Regions from separate parts of the Mus musculus genome. Here region 1 is linked to region 2. A link is a loop called in an ENCODE intact Hi-C map of the cell type or tissue named here. Cell type or tissue: heart. All regions are shown on one strand.

Evidence for each region. Hi-C counts contacts between places; a loop is a spot of excess contacts. Peaks named below come from ENCODE experiments on the same cell type or tissue, not always from the same donor. Only the 100,000 strongest peaks of a DNase experiment are listed, where the experiment ranks them.
Region 1: it touches region 2 in a loop (4-fold over the local background); 3 of 42 quality-filtered maps call a loop at or near these places.

The regions. Positions count from the first base shown.
Region 1 is chr3:10,346,917-10,354,916 of GRCm38, reverse strand. Zfand1 (zinc finger, AN1-type domain 1) reads left to right here and starts at 3,600. Exons shown (of 8, transcript NM_025512.3): 1 at 3,600-3,675; 2 at 6,365-6,407; 3 at 7,713-7,752. The coding sequence starts at 3,621. In heart, no CTCF peak of the experiment used is centred here; a DNase peak (open chromatin) is centred at 3,546; H3K4me3 peaks cover 1,490 bases; H3K27ac peaks cover 1,350 bases.
Region 2 is chr3:8,919,281-8,927,280 of GRCm38, reverse strand. Mrps28 (mitochondrial ribosomal protein S28) reads left to right here and starts at 3,424. Exons shown (of 3, transcript NM_025434.3): 1 at 3,424-3,694. The coding sequence starts at 3,485. It overlaps Tpd52 (tumor protein D52), which reads left to right. Exons shown (of 6, transcript NM_001025262.2): 6 at 1-751. It overlaps Gm52601 (a long non-coding RNA gene), which reads left to right and starts at 3,709. Exons shown (of 2, transcript XR_003954436.1): 1 at 3,709-3,807; 2 at 4,898-8,000. In heart, CTCF peaks have their summits at 3,348 and 4,139; DNase peaks (open chromatin) are centred at 3,430 and 3,750; H3K4me3 peaks cover 1,732 bases; H3K27ac peaks cover 1,642 bases.

The DNA of each region.
Region 1 (8,000 bases), 1.4 Mb before region 2:
CTCCTGTTCTATGTCCCACCCACCTTCAGTCCATCTGCAAAATCTATTCTATTTTCCCTTCCGAGGGAGATCCATGTGTCCCCTTAGAGCTCATCTTGTTACTTAGCTTTCCTAGGACTGTGAGTTGTAGCATGATTATCATCTTCTCAACAGCTAATATCCACTTAAAAGTGAATACATACCATGTTATCTTTGGGGCCCAAGTTAATTTGCTCAGGCCAAGGTTTTCTAGTTCCATCCATTTGCCTGAAAATGTCATGATGTCATCTTTTTAAACAGCTGAGTATTGTGTAGATGTACCACATTTTCTTTATCCATTCTTCAGTTGAGGGACTTCTATACTGTTTCTAGATTCTAGCTACTATGAATAAAGCCACGATGAACATAGTTGAGCTTATATTTGTGGTAGGATAGAGTGTCCTTTGGATATATGCCCAAGAGTGCTATCTGGGTCTTGAGGTAGATTGATTTCATTTTCTGACAAACCACCATATTGATTTCCAAAGAGGTTGTACAAATTTGCTCTCCCACCAGCAATGGAGGAGTGATTTTGATTTGCATTTCCCTGATGGCTTGCAAGTAAAGACAATGGCTGCGCAAGGGCTGGGTGGCCGGCTGCAGAGCACTGAGGCTTCAGAAGACAACAAGGGAAAGGCAGGCTGGGACAACATTTAAAATAAGTTAAATGACAAAGACATCCCTTAGAGATCAAGAGTTCAGTGTAGTTGTGGACTATGCTGTATTTAATTCTGTATCAAATATAGAACAGTAAGTACCTCAAATGTAGGAGATGTTCAGACTGCTTGCTGAATGGACCCAAGAACGATTTTATTATGTAAATAATAGAATCCAAAGCAGGGGTTAGGGTGGGGCAAGGGGGAATGGAGAGCTGGAGTCAAGTAAATTATAATAGGATCTGGGTAGAGCTAATCAGAAACGTGCATAGTGCTGCTAAAGGAGATGTCTGATGTCCCGAGGGACAGAACTATACCTGCACCTTCCTTGCAAGATGTGTATGCTGAAAGCAGAGTAGGGGACAAAGGGTTTCCTAAATGTACCGGATAAGGACCAACGTATAGGCAATTACAGTTTCTTACAGCCATTCCCAACCCTTTAATTGGACCCCAGGAGGAGGGTGGCAAGCATGCAGGTGATTCATAGTTTGAAGGAAATTTGGGAACCCTTGACATAGAAACATTCTAGAGAAAAGAAAATGGCACCTGCCATTAAAGAGCACTCAAAATTCTATTGGACAGGAGGGAGACATTGTGAAGCTGGAGATGGGGTAGAAGAGTCGAGGATGCAGCTGAAAAACTTTACTGAACAAACTACAGAATGCTGTGCCTAATGAAGAAATGAAGGGATATCTTGGGCAAGGAAATGACTTTTTACTCATAAAAATAATCCAGAGAATAAATAGAGAATGAAGAATGTTTCTAAAGAAGACTCCATGGTGTTTAGGGGGCATTTCCATGGCACACATAAGAAAGGGCAGGTTTGGGCATGCATTTGTGCTTCCTAGTGCAGTAGACTGCTTTAGTTAGAAATGGAATGGTACAGGAAAAAAAAAAGCCTTCATTTTGCACTTAAGTTTTATTGTCAAATAACACAGAGCATGTACTCATAACAGACTGCTAGAAATGGAGAGCTCATGTTTTTTTTTTTTTTTTTTAAAAGATTTTTATTTTACATGTATGAATATTTGACTACATACAAGTGTGCACTACATCCACCCCTTTATTTATTGTTATTTATTGTTCTTTTTTTTTTTTTTAATATGTAAGTACACTGTAGCTGTCTTCAGACACTCCAGAAGAAGGAGTCAGATCTCATTGTGAGTGGTTGTGAGCCACCATGTGGTTGCTGGGATTTGAACTCCGGACCTTCGGAAGAGCAGTCGGGTGCTCTTACCCACTGAGCCATCTCACCAGCCCGAGAGCTCATGTTTTTAAAAAAAGTTGTCATGACTAAGTATGGAGGTAGAGGAGTTTCTGATTCATTTATCACTGGAATTTCATCAGTGAGGATATATTTAACAAAGGGGTTGAACACAAATAGATGGAGAGATAGATTTTGGTAAATAATATCTAAAGAAAAAACCAGAAAAGGAGACTCGGGGATAGGAGTAGCTAAACTTTAGTCTTGGGCTGCTATGAGATCTCCAAGAGCTGAAAAAGAAATGTTCTGATTGGATTGGTGGGATATATATTTGCCATCTATTTAGAACATTCAGTCACGGTAACATTCTAGAAAATCTACTGTTGCTTGACTGTACCAACATTAGTAAAACGTAAGTTGCTGAGCCTTAGATTCAAGAAATCGCAAGGGCTGGGAGTTAGCTCTCTGAAAAAACTGTTTGCTGCCCAAGCCTGTGGTGTCTGTTCGAATATCCAGAATGCACTGAAAAAGTATGGTGTGTGGCAATTGTATTCACTTTACTCTTCAGGAGAGCATTTGAGTACCCTTAAGTCACATGGGAGACTATTCAGGTCTGCAGCTGATTGTCACTCATCCACTCTGATTGTGTCCAGTGTCTTGTCAGTAGAAAGACATCCCTTCCTACCCCACCTACAAGGCAAGGCCTCCCCTTAGTTCTAATGAAGAGGCTCGTCAGACATCAAACAGCTCCCTTCATCCTATGACCTAGGAGCTTGCCTCTGCAGTGTGCTCTCCTAACCGAGGAGCGATGTACACTTTAGTTGCATGTATTTTTTTTTTTCCTTACTAGAATTTTAACAAATAATTAAAAGAAGCCTTTAAATTAAAAACAAAAGCCTAATGCTTTCATGGTGAGGGCATTTACTTCAAACTAAAACATCAAGACAATATAGTAATCAGTGTCCCGGTACCTCTCTTGATTGCTATAACATTTTTTTTTTTTGCTAGCATTCTTTTTTTTTTAATTAGGTATTTTCTTCAATTACATTTCCAATGCTATCCCAAAAGTCCCCCATGCCCTCCCCCCACTCTCCTACCCACCCACTCCCACTTCTTGGCCCTGGCGTTCCCCTGTACTGGGGCATATAAAGTTTGCAAGACCAAGGGGCCTCTCTTCCCAATGATGACCGACTAGGCCATCTTCTGCTACATATACATGAGCTCTGGGGGTACTGGTTAGTTCATATTGTTGTTCTACCTATAGGGTTGCAGACTCCTTTAGCTCCTTCTTGCCAGGTCTTTGTTGGCTCCTGGGAATACAGTTACTTAAGAAATCAAGAAATCTTCGTGAGGGAGTTCTCAATTTTGGAGACTCAATGTAGAGAACAGCGAGTGCAGTTTCCAAAAGAGGAGCTAGGTTTTTCTCAAATTTGAGCCCGAGAACCTCAGCTACAAGAATTGAGTTCTACTAAGTCTCTTCTCTTTCTGGAGAGTGCTGGAACCTCCAGGAAGCGCGCAAGTGTCTTCAAGGCCCCGCCTCTCCTGTGGGCCCCGCCCCGCATGCTCGCCTCGCCCCATCGCGGAGTCCCGCCCCACCCCACCGGGGGTCCCGCCCCCGAAAGCCCCGCCTTGCCCCACTACAGGCCCCACCCACCTCACAGGACGCCCCGCCCTCGGTCCTGCCCGCTCCGGACTGACGTTCCCAGCGCTGCCCCGCCCCCTGCCCTTGCGGCGGTGGAAAGATGGCGGAGTTGGACATTGGGCAGCACTGCCAGGTGCAGCACTGCCGGCAGCGAGGTGACGCTGGAAGCCCCATTTTCATCCGCGGGAGACCTGGGCCGGGTTCTGACGGCCGGGGCGGTGGCGGCGGGTGAGGGAGGACGCGGGGCGTGAGCGACCTTCCAGGGTGATACTGGTGGTGTCTTTGTTACTGTTCCTCGGTGTAGGGGCGAACTTTGTGGCTCCCTTGGTTTGCACGCAGATCCCGAATGCACACCTTGCAGACTCCTCGGGGTATCCAGATGGCCTTGCTCAAGAAGCCCTGGTCGGCGAAGCGACTTAGATCAGGACTCCAGTTCCCCTCGGTCCTTACCATTGCCACCGTGGAGCATCCACTTTCCCAGGCTTTTTCTTGATTGATTTTTTATTTTTTTGTCTGACAAATGCGTTGAAGAGCATCAGTTTTCAGCAGTGTGTTCGCAGGTTTTTAGACGTCTTGGTGTTTCTAATATTAACTTAAGCTATTAGTTGCAGATCAGTAAACCACATTTTAGGAAGGTTTAATAAATACTATGGTAATGGTAGACCTTGTCATAAACATAGGCCCTGGTGGTATGCGTCAAAGTTCAGGGTGTTTAGACTCCTATAGCCGGCAAGTCCTTAAAGCGTCAGGCTCACAGTCTGTTAGATCGCACTCCAAATGTGAGCAGAGGGTTTCCTCATGCTGCAGCTTCTGTTAGTTCCTAACAAGGTCTTGAATGCAGCTCTTGGGTTTGGCCTGGATTCCTGCAGTAGGTGATGCCTGCACTAAGCAAAGGCAAGACAGGACGTGTTGTTGTATATGTCCTTTACCATTCACTCAGCAGATCAATTTTGTTTTTGTTTTTTGGTTTTTTTTCCCCATGTAGTCCTTTCCTAGGGAAGCTTGGCTATTTGAATTTGACTGTTAAGTTATATACATCTTGTCAGGTTGATTTACTAGTATGTCTAAATATATCTACCATCTGTGATATAGCTCATCCTTTCCAGTTTCACATATCTGTAGTGTTATTAAGATGAGGCCTATCTCTTGGACTAGCAGAAAGGGGGTGCAGTTAAGTAGGGATATGTGATGCTAAGAAATTATTTTAATCATAACTCTTCCTCCTGGGCTACCTTGAATGGCATATAATACTTGCTTGAACCCTCTAAGTCTCAAAATAGCAAACACAACCAATTTTTCCCATTGAAAGTGACATAATGGGCCAGTGACAAAGTCTGTAATCCAAACCTCGGCGTGTGTCTCAGACAGGAGCATGGCTGTAGGCAGGACCCTCATTCAGAGGCACTAGCCAGGAGTAAGACAGACCCTGCCTCAAAATCACAGTGGGAAGAGAGAACTGATTCCCGAAAAGTTATCCTCCACCCTCCATTTGTGTCAAACAAGAAAACACAACACACACACACAATAATAAGAAAAATAAATCTAAAAAAGTATAAAAATTCTGCAGATTATGTGTTTGAGTTTACATATTGACACATATCTCTAATTTCTTGGCATGAAATTGAAGCTCACAGTATTATGATTCGTTTAATAACAATAGTGATAGCTCACTAGGCGCTTCTCATTCTAGGAAAACATTCGGGCCCTTAGTCTGCAAGCATGATTACCTAGGGGGACCCTCTTGGCATTTTGGATTAAGATACCCTACAAGGTATCTTTTCTGGACTATTAAAGTTCTCTGTAAAGGACTGAGCAGTACTGTCTGGTTGCCATTGTGAAAGCAGTGTGACTGGGTTTGTGTAGCTTATGTGGCCACTTGCTGGGATTCATATATGAGATAGATTGAAGTCAGTTAGAAAGTGACTGAGCCAGGTATGGGGGCTCATACTGTATTTCCAGCACTCTAGAGTCTGAAAAAGGGGGAATGAGGAGTTTAGAGGCCAGCCTTGGCCATATGAGACCTGTGTCAAACAGAAAATAAACACAAAAAAGTGATTGTTTTTAATAATTAGTTTCTATAACTGAGGATTGATACTTGTGTGAACTTTACAAAGTATATGTATATAGACAGCATTAGTATGAATTAACTAATAAGGAATTATAGATATAAGTGAGATTGATACATACACATATATCTATGTGAGAGAGAGAAACATATATACAGCATATACTACATGTATATCTGCGGCTTTATTATTAAGTAAACTACTTACTATTGCTAGATTGATGTTAAATGGTGTCAGAATTAAAACCCAGAATTTTGACACCAAATGCATACATTCTGCAGCACACTGTTCTAAAAAAAAAAAAAAAATACCTAGTAAATCTTGGAAACAAAACAATGGAGAAAAATACCACCATTGTTTTTTTGTTTTGTTTTGTTTTAACAAAGTTACTAAGTAACATCTACCTCCCATTGATTGAGCCACTTTCCTAGAGTTGGAGATTTGGTACTTTTTGGTTAATAATGATTACATAGTAATGATATACTGGGTCATTGGAAAGAAATTTTTTCTTAGAGTTGGCAGCAGATTTTTTTGCTTAAGAAAACTAAATCAAGCCAGGCAGTGGTGGTGCACGCCTTTGATCCCAGCACTTGGGAGGCAGAGGCAGGCAGATCTCGGAGTTCCAGGCCAGCCTGGTCTACAGAGTAAGTTCCAGGACAGACAGGATTACTCAGAAAAACTATGTCTCGAAAAACCAAAACAACAAACAAACAAACAAACAAAACTACATCAAAATCAGACACTAACCAGGACCTACTATATTTTCCTCTAATTTTAGATTTTCTTCCATTTGTGTGTGATGGTTGTTCAGGAATATTTTGGTAAGTTACATTTGTATGTAGGATATGAAAAGAATTTTGGTGGTTGTCAATATGGAGTTAATTGTGACAAATATGATGTAAACCATAATTCAGTCAGTCTTTTCCACAAGTGACTACAACGCTGAATAGGAACTGTCAGTGGCTAAAGTTACAACACTCTTCTACATCATAATTCCAGCACTCTAGAGTCTGAAAAAGGGGGAATGGATTTGGAAAGTCATGCCTTGACTTTCATCCCTTCATTTACTGATTCAGTTCATAAACAATCTAGCAATAGTAAGTAGTTTACTTAATAATAAAGCCGCAGATATACATGTAGTATATGCTGTATATATGTTTCTCTCTCACACATAGATATATGTGTATGTATCAATCTCACTTATATCTATAATTCCTTATTAGTTAATTCATACTAATGCTGTCTATATACATATACTTTGTAAAGTTCACACAAGTATCAATCCTCAGTTATAGAAACTAATTATTAAAAACAATCACTTTTTTGTGTTTATTTTCTGTTTGACACAGGTCTCATATGGCCAAGGCTGGCCTCTAAACTCCTCATTCCCCCTTTTTCAGACTCTAGAGTGCTGGAATTATGATGTAGAAGAGTGTTGTAACTTTAGCCACTGACAGTTCCTATTCAGCGTTGTAGTCACTTGTGGAAAAGACTGACTGACTAGTCACAGTTTCTAATTGGCTACGCGTGTATGTCCTTAAGCATTAAGTTACCAGAAATGTATTCATGAATGTGCACTGTAAGATTATGTATCGTAATTACAGTGAGAGAATAATACCCATACTTTAAAGAAGTAGCTTTGAAAACTCTAGCCATAATTATTCTGTGTATTTTTGTGAACATACGTAAAGTGTCCAACCTATAATGTTCTCAAAATGGATAGTGCATGGTATTGGAACACAGACCTTGCAAATATGCCCTGGGTTCCACCCAAGGATTTGGAAAGTCATGCCTTGACTTTGCATCCCTTCATTTACTGATTCAGTTCAGAAGAAACTGTGAGACCCCTTGTTTGCATGCAGTTAAAGCACTCCAATTAAACATAGCTAGAATGGTGCATTGTTTATATTCAATTGCAGGTGAACACTTACGGTGAAAACATTTGAGACTGTACACGCCCCTTCGTTCTGTGGCTTCTGCTTGTTCTTACCTGAAAGTCACTACTGTAGTGTGCAGAATGCACCATAAGGATGTGAGAAGTTAAAACAGCCCGAGTTACTTCAGTTATCATTAAATGTATTAGCTGATTGCATTTAAATGATTTTTTTTTTTTGTAATTATTTAAGCCTTGAACACAGAAGCAAGGACTCTCATGGTTGTTCTGAGGTGCGTTTATTTTCTCTTATTACATAATTTATATATCTGTACTCATGTACTTTGTTTTAGAATTTGATTAGATTCACGGCTACTTGGTACACTAGATGTGACGTTCAGAATCTTTTGCTTCATTTTGTTTTTTGAAGAAAATTTGCTGTCGTTGGTGTTTAGGTGTTTATTCTCATAGCTTCCGGTCCTAGCCCTCCTCTCCACGCTGAGCTGAGTGTTCATATCCCGCTTGGCCTCCATGCTGAGGT
Region 2 (8,000 bases):
CAGCCTGAGGCATAAATTTCTAACCACCTCTAAGTCACCTCAACCAAACCACTAAGACCTTTCTATGGAGGTTTTAGGAAGCACCCTTTAGCACACTGGTGTTCTTGGGGGTGGGCTGGGGTGTGGTGCGTGTAGTGCTGTTGATGCCACAACTTGGTAGATGAGGCCAGGTCGATTGATGCCATCAGGGCTTTGAAGTATATTTTATTCGTTTTCTTGCTAACTGCTATTACAATGGGTATTAATAACTTGGAAGTATTTTAATAGAGCTAGTGGGAAGATGCATGGAGCAGCAGTATTGCCAATAGAGCCCATGCCCATTGGTGCCTGTGTAGGCAAGAGTCCTGCAGACTCATCCCTCTTGTTGACTCACTTGGTTTTATTTCATTCATCCATTTATCCATTTGTTCATTCATTCATTTATTTATTTCTGAGGCAGTCTCACACAGTTCAAGCTGTCCATCTTGCTATGTAGCAAAGGGTGACCTTGAAGCCCTGACCATCCTACCTCCATCTGCCAGAGACAGGGATCACATGCATGCCCCACCACACACTGTTTTGAGACAGGATCTCATTACTTAGTGCAGGTTGACTCCCAGCTCAAAATTCCCATCTCCTCGTTACTTCAGTTTGAAAAGTAAGTATCTTTGAGGATTGCATATGTTTTAATCATATGCACTAACTTTCCCCCTTAACTACTTCCCTGATCTGCTTCTACCTCCCTACCCCCAGCAATAAACTTTAATAATCCATTCTAATTTGTGCTGTCATTTATCGGATTTTGAACCATTCAGTTGGGTGGGGCTCACGAGCTACTTCCCAGTCTATTTAGAAGCTCGATTGTCTTGATCTGGCAGGTCCCACTCAGGCAACACAGCTGCTGAGAGTTCATGATTGTAGGGATCCTGTCATTGCAGAAAGCACTTGCGCTTTGGTCCTCTCTGACCACTGGGTCTTAATAATCTTTGTACCAGCTCCTCCAGGATGGTCCCTGAGCCTTGGGATGATGGAGTGGTGATGTGGATTTGTGGCCATTTGTGGTGGAGCTCTCCACAGGCTGTGCAACTTGGACCAGTTGTTTCTGTGTTAACTACCATCCACTGCACAAAGAAACTTTGCTGGTGAGGCCTTCGAGCTGCACTCACCTGTGAGTAGAGAGGAATTTATAGGGCAGCTTGATAGTATATCTGTTTAGCAAAATCATAGTTTTTGGCCAGATCTGCAGTAACTGGATTGGTTCCATCTCCTGTGGAGTAGGCCTTAAAAGTCCAAGAAGTGTTTGCTTACTCTCATAGCATTCATGCCAACACTGTACCCCTGGTCATCTTCTGCCATGCTGGTTGTTATTCGAGTTCACAGGGTTCACAGCTGATGATTTCAGCCCACACAGCATGTCCTAGTACACTGAGAGTACCAACCAAGTTTTGTGGGCCAACTTGGTTTCTTCATAGTCTGTGACCAGAATGTATAGTGTCTTCAGCAGAGTTTTACTGCCCTGTCCTGATATGCAAACAAGTGCAGGGACAGTTGTCTGTATTGTGCCAGGTGTCTCCAGGAAAACCCTGACCATCAGCTTGAGGGGAGGTGTCCCAAACCTGGTGTTAGGCTTTTTATTGACAACCTATGGCTTCTCAGATGAGCACAATCCACTGTATAAAGAAATTCCAATTAAAATGGTTTGCTATGAATCTCCACTCTCTCCTTCCTCCCTCCTCCTTCCTCTCTCCTCTTCTTCTCTTAAGTAATTTTGAGACAGGATTTTGCTGTATAGCCCTGGCTGGCCTTGAAGATGCTCTGTAGACCAGGCTGGCTTCAAACTCCGAGACATTCCTCTGCCTCTTCCTCTTGAGGGATAGAATTCAAGTTGTATATCACCACTGCCCTGTGAATCCTCACTTTTCTAATTTCATTTGATACTTCTTAAGTTGGGAGCTTCAAGACGAGTCCACTGAGCGTACATATATCACTAGGAAGACTAAGAGCCCCTCCCCATGGCGCTGCCTGGCTTTCAGGGTTATTCACTAGCTTAGGCAACACGAATATAACATGTCTGTTGGATTTAAAGATGGGACTTCATTTGTTCTGTTCATCCAGATGGAGGGTTTATCCTGAAGATTGAACCTAGGGCCTTGCCATGCCAGACAAGCACTGGAAGTGATACAGTTTAAGTTTGCAAAGCAGTTCTTTAAACTTGGCACTGCTGAGCAGCTTGCTTTCCCAAGCAGAAAAACCAAATCTGCACGGGGATACTGGATTGCCCAGGATGAAAGTTCCTTACTTGAGACTGCTGAGGGCTCTTAAAGGGAGCTCTACAATTTGCTACACTGTTTCCGAAAGGAACTGAAAGTGGTAGTAGCCATAGAGATTGACATTTTCGACAAGAATCCACTTAAGTGTCAGCAGAAATGAGCGTATGCAGAATGAGATCTCACTTGAAGCGGAATCTACTTTTCAGGCTCCTACTGAATTTGTGAGATACTCCCTACAGTGACTAGTAATGCGGAGTGGTAAGTTATCCACAAAACTATGCATCATTCTAAGGTCAAAATAGACCTGCAGCATTGAGGAAGACTTACACTAAGAGTCAAAGACATAAAAGAGGTTCTGTCCTGGCCCTGGTAGTGACAGTACTTGTAAAGTCCCATCATTCAGGGAGAAGCAGGAGGGTCAGATGATGAGGGTCACCCTCAACTACGCAGTGAGCTCAAGGCCAGTATGGGTTACATGAGACCTCGATAAGGGGAAAAAAGATATTTATGTACAAATGACATAGAAAACTGACACCCGCCCTTGGATTTAGTAATCTGTAGGTTAACATTACATTGATTAGACTAGTGGTCCACTTAAAAGGCAAACACTTTTGCAACTAGGTTCGATTCTTAAGTGGATGGACAAATTCTGGGGATTTACACTGGGGAGAAACAAACAATATCAAGTGTTTGGGTATGGGAGCGTGGAAGTGCTACGCCTGAGCATATTTCTGAAGCTTAATTCACAGGAAATGATGGTAGCTAGCTAGGATAAAACTTCTGTTGGGTTTTGTAATGCATGTGACTGGCAACAGAAGTGGCCAAGGACAGACCTACCATCAGTTTTAGGAACAACTTTGTGCCCATTTGCAAAGGCAATCTCTCCTTCCTTCCTGGAGTTTACAAAACTGGAGGGTGAACACTAAGAATTATTTCAAATCTAAAGCATGACGCATTCGAAAGTGCTGAGTAACGAAGGCACAGGAGGTGCTGGTGAGCATAGGGCTTCCAACTCTAACAGGATAACGAAGGAGACCTCTGAAGACCGTGTAGTACAGCAGCTGTAGCGTCACCCCGTCCCTCAGGAGGCATGCGCTCTCTGGCGTCCGCGGGAGGCAAGCTTTAAACTACCGGACTAGTAGGCTCGCCTGGGATTAAGGCGGTAGGCGGGGCTCTCCTCGGCCCGCCCCCTGACCTGCAAGCGTGCAGAAGAGGTCAGAGGTCGCGCAGGCGTCATGGCGGCGCTGTGTAGGTCCCACGCCGGGACTGCTGGGAGCCGTTTCTTGAGAGCGCTTGTCTTCTCCAAGCCTTTGCGAAATGCAAGCACGGAGAGTGGTTCCGAGAGCGCAACCCACGACTCCTCCGCTCCTCGGGCGCGTTCAGGCGGCTTCGCGAGCGCTCTGGAGCGACACTCGGACTTGCAGCGGAAGGCGGAGCTCCGACTGGTAAGCAGGCCTCGCGGCGCCACGTCCGCACGCCGGGCCGAGCGTGGGGAGGGGCTAAGCCCGGGACGCTGGGAGGAGCCGGCGTGGTGGGGCGGGAGCCCGTCGGTGTTGGGGTGGGGCTCAGGCGGCGACTCCAGGGAGGGGCCAGCGTGGGTTGGGGGTGAATTCTGTCCTTCTTGTCATGGGCTATGCCGGTGACTTAGGGATGAGGAGAGGAGCGACTGGAGCGGCGGGGGTAGCTTTCTACCCTTGACCTGCAGCAGAGCGTGTGATTAATATTTTCTTCCTTTTCCATGGCTTTTACGCTCCTGTGGGTTCTCTCTGCATACCTTTGTGACACATTCTGGGCCAGGTATCCATCGGGTTTGTGGGGCGACCCGTCAGACTTGGAGGAAAACGACTCCAGGTCTTAGCCTTGCCACAAGGCGGCTCGAGGCCTGTCACAAGCATCTTAATTGAATTGACACTTAAAGCTATTGTGAACTGGGCGTATGATTTAAACTGTCAGTGTTTCACTTTCCTTTATTGCAAGTGACCTTTTATTTTAAAAATATAGTTTTTTCCCCCTTTGTGTAAAACATTGTAAAATAATTTAGATACATGAAGTAGTGCAAATACAAAAGGCTGGGATTTTTAAAAATTCTGAGACTCGGGTATACATGAGGTTGGGTTATATAAGAAAAATCTGAATTTCCAGTTTTTGTTCTCTAGTGGGTATTGCTGAACAGTACACATGTAGCTATTTCTCAGGATTGTAGGGTCATCTTAGTTTTGAGTGCCAAAACTTTTCTTTGATCTAGTGATGGGAAGGACCCCAGGACATAGTTTTGAGATTTTTGCCACATGTAGTGGCTTAAAACACAAATTTTTACTTATAGGGCACTAGGAGTTCTTTTAAAATAAGAAAATGAAAATATAAAAAGATAACAAAAACTTAACATATTAGAATTGGACAAAACAAATAGAATTTAAAGAGCTCAAGAGAGGTGGAGGAAATACAGGCACTTGTGCACACACTCAGGAGTCCCATAGAAGCTGGAAGCCGCGACACACTTTAGAGGACCTGGGGTAGGCCTGGTGCAAGCCCTGTGAGTGCTTTCCAGTCTCTGCCAGCTTTGTTCATGTTGATTTAGAGAGCCTTGTTCTCTTGGTGTCTTCCACAACCTTTTGGCTCTTATACCATTCCCATCTCCTCTTCTTTAGGGCTCACACTGAGTGGAGGGATATGATGGAGACATCCCTGTTAGGACAGGATGTTCCACCTCTGAATACTGTCTGGCTGAGGGCGTCTGTATGAGTTCCCAACTGCTGCAGGAGGAAGCTTCTCTGATGATGACTGAGCAAGACACTGATCTATGAGCATACAGAATCGTATTAAGAATAATTTTATTGGTACATTGTTTTTCTTTTTTAAGAACAGTAGTATTTGGATTTACCCGAGGTCCCTCAAGCAGTGTTCGGAATGGGTTTCATAAGTCAAACCAGATATTGGTTGGTTACTCCACAAGCTTTGTAATACCAGCATATCTTGCAGACAGGACACCATTTTAGATCAAAGGGTTTGTGGCTGGGTTGGTGTTTATATTTCTCTTTTAGAAGCCTGTAGACTAACTTTAAAACATAAGGGTGAAGACTTTATTTAGGCACCGGCCACGTTCAGTGTTCTCCATGTTCAATAAGTAGGTGTTGTCTTCAGCAGTGGGCCTTGCTGTCAGTTTGTGGAGAGCAGCCTACAGTTTTGGCAACAGCTTCAGTTGCTTGAGGCTTCTCGTGGATCCCTTTGGCTAGCAGCTCAGTCAGATGTAACACAATCCTGTGACTGGAAGCTTCATTTTGTGACAAGAGATGGCCACATGGGACTCTTGTCTCCCTCATTATTTGTCAACTTCAATTAGGTCACCTTTTCATATATGTGTATGTTTTAGAAAGCTTCTGCTGTATTAGGGTCTGTTCCACATCCTTCAATCTATGGCTGTTTCTTCTATTCCCTTTCCTGGGTAGATCTGTCTGTCCCCTCTAGTCCCTTAATCTATACCTAGCCTACCTAACATCTGTGTTCTGCAGATTGTTGCTAGGTTATCATCGACTCCCATATCAGTGAATATATACCAAATTTCTCTCTCTGGCTCTGGGACGCCTCACCAAGATGATTTTTCTAGTTCCATCCATTTACCTGGAGGGTTTTTTTTTTTTTTCTTAAGCTGAGACGTGCTCTATTGTGTAAATATACCACATTTTCTTTATCTAGTCTTGTGCTGAGGGATGTCTAGGTTGCTGCCGATTTCTGGCTATCATGAGTAGCAATGAACATGGCTGAGCAAGTGCCCTTATGTAATGTATATGCCTAAGAGCGGCATAGCTGGATCTTGATGGGTTCCCATTTCCCGAGCTACTGCCACAATATGATTTCCGCATTGGCTCACAGGTTAGCACAGTAGGAATTCCTAGTTCTTCCCTCAGCAGTAGGATGCTGAGAAGCTTCAGTTCCTTATGCTTTGGGGGTAACTTTCCTCCTGTGGCCCTGTTGTGGGGACTCGGTGCTCTTTGGCTCAGGAGCCGCCTCTCCCATCTTCAAAGCTGCCAGTGACAACTGTCTTCTTACTCAGTACCTCATGATGACCTTGCATCTGCTCCTTTTTTATCTTGAGTTCTGTTGGGATTAGTTAGGACCGTCAGGTAAACCAGAGTACTCTCCCTGTTCTAAGGGCAGCTTAGTGGACATCTTACCCATAGCTGTGGGTTTCACATAGTAGTGGTTAGTCTAATGAAGGGAAGCTCTCAGATATGAAACAGTGGCCGTGATTCCTTTTCCTTCTGAAGACCGTTCTGATCAGAGTGTTCTGTTTTCTGCAAGTCCCAGGACACTTTATTTGCTCTGCCCAGTTCACACTGCATGGAGTCTCTAACACAGCTTAGCAAACATCATTCTGCTACCCAGCGAGTAGATGCATTTGGCTGTGAAATATAGCTTACCAATTCCTTTTTTTTTTTTTTAAAGATTTATGTCTTTTATTATATGTGAGTACACTGTAGCTATCTTCAGACACACCAAAAGAGGGCATCCGGTCTCATTATAGATGGTTGTGAGCCACCATGTGGTTGCTGGGATTTGAACTCAAGGCCATTGGAAGAGCAGTCAGTTCTCTTAAGCACCGAGCCATCTCTCCAGCCCCCAGTTCCTTGTTAATAATTCTTGGGAATCTTGGTTTAGTTGGAATAAATGCTTGAGGAGGAGAGCGTAAGGAGGCTGGGTTGCAATCTCCGCTGTACAGGTTAGGTTCTCTGCTTTGCAGGGTCTCTGCAGCTTTGCAGCATCTAGACTGAGGCACTCAGTTGAGATATTCTAGTGCTGGGCTCCATGACAAGACACAGCGAGGTGGCTTTTCAGGAATGCTTTTGGAATTACTGTCCTCATTAAATGGGTTATCAATGCTTTGTGGTGAGACGCTGTTCTAACCATGGGGTTTATCAGGTATCAAATGCATGCGCCCGTTGAGGTTGTGGGTAATAGCGACTGTAGAGGTGGAGGCAGAGCTATGGGACAGCACCATCGTAAAGCTGCAGGAAACAGTCCCCTAGGCTATACCACAGCCTTGTGTGTGCCGCACTCCTGCTCTACCTCTCATGTGTCATTATGACTTGCCTGGGCTTGTGTTATAATAAGATAAAAAGTGTCATTTGAGGGTGGGAGGGCATTGGTTGCTAAGCCTGCTGACCTGGAGAGAATTGATTCCTGCAAACTGCTCTTTGACCTCCCCATATCCCTTGTGGCATGCCCCTTCCCAACCCCCCAAATAAGTCTGTCTAAGCTATGACTAAGGGCTGAAGTGTACAATTCAGTGAGACAATAAAATCAAGCTTTTCACTGGAGAAATAGAAAACCCAAAACAACAAAAGATACTGTGCACGTGTCTAATCCTAACTTACAGGCACTGGTCATTTCTAATATGGTAGTTTGTGCCACATTAGTACTCTTTAGGATAAAGGTTTTCATGGCCTTAACCCCAATCTAATGAGCTTTTAGGTGGGCAAAGGTCTTTTTTTCTCTTGTTCTGGTTTGTTCTCACTATGTGAGCACTTTGTGTGGCTCATGATGGGTCCTCGGTAAATGTTTGCTGTCTGTTTACTTATTTTCCTCCTTGCTCTGACCAAGTACCTGACAACAAACAGCTTAAGGGAGAAAGGATTGTTTTCTGTTCATGGTTTGAGGGCATAGCCCAATTGGCAGAGAAGGCTCTGCTGGGCATCAGGAACCGGAAGCAGCTGGTTACATGTGCCTGGAGCCAGAAAGCAGAGGGAGATGAGT